2 separate regions of the Mus musculus genome follow, and region 1 is linked to region 2. Evidence: chromatin contacts called from ENCODE Hi-C data. All regions are on one chromosome and are shown on one strand. Each heading gives the region's core, a stretch centred on a gene start or an enhancer-like site at or near the end of the contact. The rest is flanking DNA. Distances are from core to core; before and after follow the strand shown.

The links. A loop is a pair of places that touch in the nucleus more often than their neighbours do.
Region 1: a loop to region 2 is called in a map of T-helper 2 cell, with 263 times the contacts of the local background. The contact joins the enhancer-like site here to the promoter of Rmi2 in region 2. A Hi-C loop is called at or near these places in 3 of 37 maps with a recorded cell type or tissue (T-helper 1 cell, T-helper 17 cell and T-helper 2 cell).

The regions. Positions count from the first base shown.
Region 1 is chr16:57,368,616-57,371,315 of GRCm38, forward strand. All of the region lies in intron 1 of Cmss1 (cms small ribosomal subunit 1), which reads right to left. The region is part of intron 1 of Filip1l (filamin A interacting protein 1-like); the gene reads left to right. Among named protein-coding and RNA genes, the nearest start is that of Filip1l, 17 kb to the left of the region's middle. Within about 2 kb of position 1,401, at least 1 of the 3 ENCODE cell types and tissues checked has a DNase peak (open chromatin) inside an H3K27ac peak, as active enhancers do.
Region 2 is chr16:10,833,601-10,836,590 of GRCm38, forward strand. It overlaps Rmi2 (RecQ mediated genome instability 2), which reads left to right and starts at 1,459. Exons shown (of 2, transcript NM_001162932.1): 1 at 1,459-1,790. The coding sequence starts at 1,490. It also overlaps the pseudogene Gm17913.

The DNA of each region.
Region 1 (2,700 bases), core at 151-2,650, about 47 Mb after region 2:
TGCCAACTGGCTCCGCCATGGCAGAGCTTGGCAGGAGGTGGACCGAGTATTTTTCATAAGAAGACTTAGCACTATCTCCCAAACGGAAGAATCCTCACCCCCCCCCCCACACACACACTTGAAACATTGCTAAGCACTTAAATATAATATACTCTAGAGGCCAGGAAAATGGCTAAGGTAATGACTCCTGTCACCAAACCTGATGACTTGAGTTTGATCCCTGGGACACACATGGTGGAAGGAGAGAACCAGTTCCCAAGAGTTGTCTTCTGACAGTCACATAATCACTGTGCTGTGTATCCATTCATTACCCCCTTGCCCCACATAGATGTAATAAAATAACAATATACTTAAAGGTAATAGTCTGTGATACTCCCCAAAGGAGAAAACTGAATTTGCAAATTGCTATCTTTAGTAGCTATGAAAAAAGCCAAAGAATGGAGGAGAATCTGTTCACAGGAGAGGATGTTCACACAAGTATTGAGTAGTGACAGAATGCAAACCAAGATGCGCAATTATTTCTCATTAAAATGATAAAATACTATGGAATATTAACCAGGTCACAGGAGAAGTATGGAAAAATTCTGGGTCGATTTGAGGGAGACAGATGCTAGGCCTGGGAGCACAGCCCTGCAACCCCAGACAGTTCTGGAGGCAGGGGATTGAAAGTCTGAACTCTGCTGGAGTAACAGTGGGACTTTGTCTCAAAATATAGTATAAAGTGTCGGGGGCAGACCTAAGTGGGAGAATGTTTACATAACACATGAAAGACCCCAAGTTCAATAATCAGTAGTAGTTCTCCCTGTCTCTCCACTCTCTCTTCATACTCCCTCTATTCTCTCTGTCCCTCTCTCTCACACACAGATTTCTTCCATGAGCACTTTATGCAAATGAAGGATTGGCTCCCTCCCTCCCTTCTTGAGGAGATCTTAAAATGTAGCTCCCGCTGGCTTTGAACTCACTTCTGTCCTGGTCCAGTTTCATGACTTGGGATTACAAGCATATGACCCCACACTCAGCTGCAAATAAAGGCATACCACTGTCACTCTTCTCTGCTTATTAGGTTGTTTCTGAGAGCATCTGTCTATCCACCCACCGCTGCAGGCCTCCTGTGATAGAACGGGTCAAGACAGCACACATTATTTGGAAGGATGTATTTATTTCCTCTACAATCACTGGTGCCAATAGGAGGAGGCTGTGAAAATGAACCTCTCTTTCAGCTGTCCACCCTTTACTTCTTTTAGCCTGCTACCCTGGACCTAGGCCACTTTTATCTTGCTGAAACAGCAGAACATCTCTTCTCAAATAGCAAAGCTTCCTTCCAGGGAGCTCTGGTCCTGCCTGTACCTTAGCTGGCTACTTGCTACCAGACAGTGGGAGGTGCTCTCCAGCTGGAATACTGATGATGACCCTGAAGGGAAGCAGGGCACCGTGGCTGGCTGGCCAGGAAGTAGGAAACAGTTTCCAGTCTCCCCAAGACAAGCACCTCAGATTGCAAGCCATGAGCAGGAAAGGCCGGTACATGTGCGTGCATGTCATACAGCCATGTCTTCTAGGCACTGTCTACCCCGTGCTGTCTCGCACCACATTCGGGTTGGATGCCCACACCATCCACACTTCTTTCTCTGCTCTCCATGTACTGGACTAACAGGCATGGATGTAAGTGAGCCTCAGCTGACCACTCTGCCAGGAATGAAGGGCCAGGGAAAGCTGATCTCTCTGCTAACTGGGAGAATTCTCTCTGGCTGGCATCGGAATGCCCTCTCCCCAGAGGCTACACTCGTGCCTACAACAGAGCAATTACTAACCTTGACAGACCTTGGCCTCCACCACAGATCAACAATCTGGGTTTTTACAGCATTCTCAACCACACTTAGGCCAACAGTCCTGTCTACAGTACTCCCATTGCTATCTACCTGTTATTGTTCCCATTCTTCCTGGTCTCTCTACCTTTCCTCTGAGCGCTCGCTCTCCAATCTCTCTGAAAGCACACAGTATACCGCAAACGCACAGCTCTGCTGCTAGGCTGATCTGGGGTCAGTGATTTAAAATGAACCTCCTGAAATAATGGTTTCTCTTTGGCCTTCCATCCTATAAAGTCCACATGACAGTAATTACTCCATGGACTCTGTTGATTAAATATCTAACATGAGCCACACTGCTATAATCGGTCCCTCGAATGTTTACCCGTCTTAGACATAGCACATCTCCTGTTCCATTTGCTGTCAACTGCCCACCCACCAAGGACATACAACCTTTCAATCTCTTAAAGAGTCTCCCCGCCCCGGGGCCATGGAGCCCTCCTTCAATCCTGAGTTGACAGCATTCTTCCAAAGCTGCACTTCCCTTGCCTCCAGAACCTTCCTTTCCGTGAATAAATAGGTCACCACGTCTCATCTCTCAAGGGTTGAGCCATGTGTCCGTGTTCCTTGATGAGTCCTCAACCCTGACACCCATTTACCTCTATTCCTTCTGTAAGAAGGACTTTGGCCACCGAGTCACGGTGTTTTCCTGCCTAGTTCCCTTTCTGTTGGGGCGAACCTCAGTCTGAACATGGATGGTCTTCATAACACCAAGGCTTCAGATTTCCCTACCTCAACATCCTACGGCTGGCATCCTGGGAGGGTTCTACCTTTGTGCTCTTCACACAGTCCACTGTATTTAAGGAAGTGGTTCATATGTCTATCTCATCTCGGTAAA
Region 2 (2,990 bases), core at 209-2,708:
TTATTTACTGTGTGTGTGTAGTGGGAAGAGTTAGGATTCAGACTTGGGACAAACAGCTGAGGTGCATTTTTTACAAACCAAAGTGGACTTCATCTCCAGGTTCTCCCATCCTTCCAGCATCCCTTAGTTCCTACCTTGCACCTTGTATACCCACCTGTCTCTCTCTCCCTCTCTGCATTCTCTCTCTCTCCCTCTCTGCATTCTCTCTCTCTCCCTCTCTGCATTCTCTCTCTCTCCCTCTCTGCATTCTCTCTCTCTCTCTCTCCCAGCACATGCACACTCTTTCTCTACCCCCTCCCCTCTGTCTTCCTCCCCATGTCGACTTCCCTGGCCTCCTTCCTTGGGACCAGAGAACCGACCCAAGAGCGGCTTCCCCATAAGCCTGCCTTTGCGTACTTCGATTTGGCTTGAATTGACTCATTTCACCAGCAGAGAATAACTTACCAGGATGCACGTGTGCCGCAGCGCACTTGTGGAAGTCAGAGAACAATTTATGGGAGTTAATTCTCACATGGGTTTTGGGAATGGAACTCTGATCTGATATCAGATTTGGTGGCAAGTGATTTTGCCTGGTGAGCATTCTTGCTAGGTAAACACTCTCCTATAGAGCAATATCCCGAACTGAAAGAGGAAATTGTTTAATTTACTTGTTATGGTGTTTCCAGGAAGGGCTCTTGTATACCAGGTTGGACTCCAATTCACTCTGTGGCTAAAGATGACCTTGAACTCATCTTCCAGCCCTGGTGAGTGCTAGAGTTAAATAGGTGTGAACCACCAAAATTTGTTTTGATACTTTTTTAATCGTTAAATTCAAATAAGTGTATTTATTTTCTTTTTAAAGATTTCCCCTGATAAAACTCTTATAATTTCAGGAATACTGTGTGTGTGTGTGTGTGTGTGTGTGTGTGTGTGTGTGTAGTCTGGGCACAAGACCAATTTCTAAAGATGCTTGATATCTTAACCAAAGTTACCAGCGCAGCGCATATTCAGCGTCATCTCTGAGGTATTAAAAGAGTACAACCAATCCATTCATAAATTTGTGTTTGGGGCCATGCTTAAACTATTCCTCTGGAACTCTCTCTCCTGTGTGTAGATGTGATTTCGTATCAAAAAGGTCCAAGGGATCTACTTGCATCTCGGCTTTTCGTGTGGTAATGTTTTGCTAAGGGTGCACATTTTATTTCGGCTCTTAAAATTAATCGATCATCTACAACTACTGTTGAGTGCGTCTTATTTTTTAGTAAACTGGAACGGAGACATATGGCTTAAATCGTTGCTCTTCCTTAGGAGAGGAAATTCCGTATCTCCCTGCATTTGTTAGCGTATCTATTTTCTATTTAATTCAGTTGAATCTTTCAGCTTCTGGCGGTTACGCGGCTGTCCCGCCCCCATCCATTGGCTGCCTCGGGCAGGCGCGCTCTTGATTGGCTGCCGCTCGCCAAACCCCCGCCGTCCGTCAGAGTTGGCGGGAAAGCGGTGGTGGCGCAGCATGGCGGCTGCGGCGTCCGAGTCGCTGTCCTCCGGTGGCCCCGGGGCCGTGCGGCTGCCGCGCTTGCCGCCACTCAAGGTACTGGCAGGACAGCTGCGGCGGCACGCAGAGGGTGGCCCGGGCGCGTGGCGGCTGTCGCGGGCGGCGGTGGGCCGCGCTCCGCTGGAGCTGGTGGCCGTGTGGATGCAGGGTACCGTGCTGGCGGCGGAAGGCGGCCAGGCCCGGCTGCGCGACTCGAGCGGAGCCTTCTCTGTGCGCGGCCTGGAGCGCGTACCACGCGGCCGGCCCTGCCTCCTCCCAGGTAACGTGGGCGGGACCGGCTCTGCAGGTCCTCCCCGGGGCGGGGCGGGGCGGGGCGGTCCCACCTCCAGGCTCTAGCCCTCCTTCCTGGCCCAGCCCCTGTCAAGTGACTCCCCACCCATCCTCTTGGATGACAGCAACACCTATCCCCGCTTTCTAAGATGTAGGTTCCAGCCGGGCCTGGAGGTACACATCTTCCATCCCAATACTAGGAGTCTGAGGCAGGAGGATGGCAAAGTTCAAAGCCTGACTGAGCTACGAAGTGAGTTTAAGGCCAACGTAAGGCAACTCAGTGAGAGCCTGTCTCAGAACAAAAAGTAAAGAGGGCCTGGGGTGGGAGCACTTCCTAACATTGATGAGTCCTTGGGTTTAACCCAGACAGCGAGAATAGTAAACAAGTACATCTACTAAAACGCCTGTAGGTTCCCGAGGCTATCCCACCTTCCCAGTTTTGAGCCTTGCAATTCTGTGTCACAGTTCTATCCCTGTAGATGTTTTTCTCATTTTTCCCCGTATGTTTTGAAAATAATTTCTCAGGAAATGTCTGCTTGTCTTTTTCTCTGTGTGTGTGTGTGTGTGTGTGTGTGTGTGTGTGTGTGTGTGTTTTTAAGGCAGTGTCTAGCCTAGACTGACCTAAAATTCATTGTGTAGCTTGGACACCCGGGCTTCCTGCTTCCATCTCCTGAGTGCTAGGATTCTAGGCATATGCTGCTCCATCTGGTTCATACGCTGCTGGGAATCAAACTGGGGGCTTTGTGCATGCTACGCAAGCAATCCCAGCCCTAAGTCTGTACTCATATTTTTGTTTGTTTGTTTGTTTGTTTGTTTTTTCGAGACAGGGTTTCTCTGTATAGCCCTGGCTGTCCTGGAACTCACTTTGTAGACCAGGCTGACCTCGAACTCAGAAATCCACCTACCTCTGTCTCCCTAGTACTGGGATTAAAGGCATGTGCCACCACGCCCAGCAGGTTTTCTGAGTCTTAAGAGTTGTTTCTAATACCCTCTAAGGAGATGCTGATATTGCAGGGTTTGAGGCTGCCCTTTGAGCTACTGCAGTTCTTGCACTGTGGTTCTGATAGCTTGACTCTAGCATCTGGTCCAATGCCTGGCACTTGTGTGTTCTGAGAAGCAGATGTTCTGAGACCGGCATCAGGTACCTGGAGCCTCATCTCATTAGGAAACACATATCATACACAGGGCC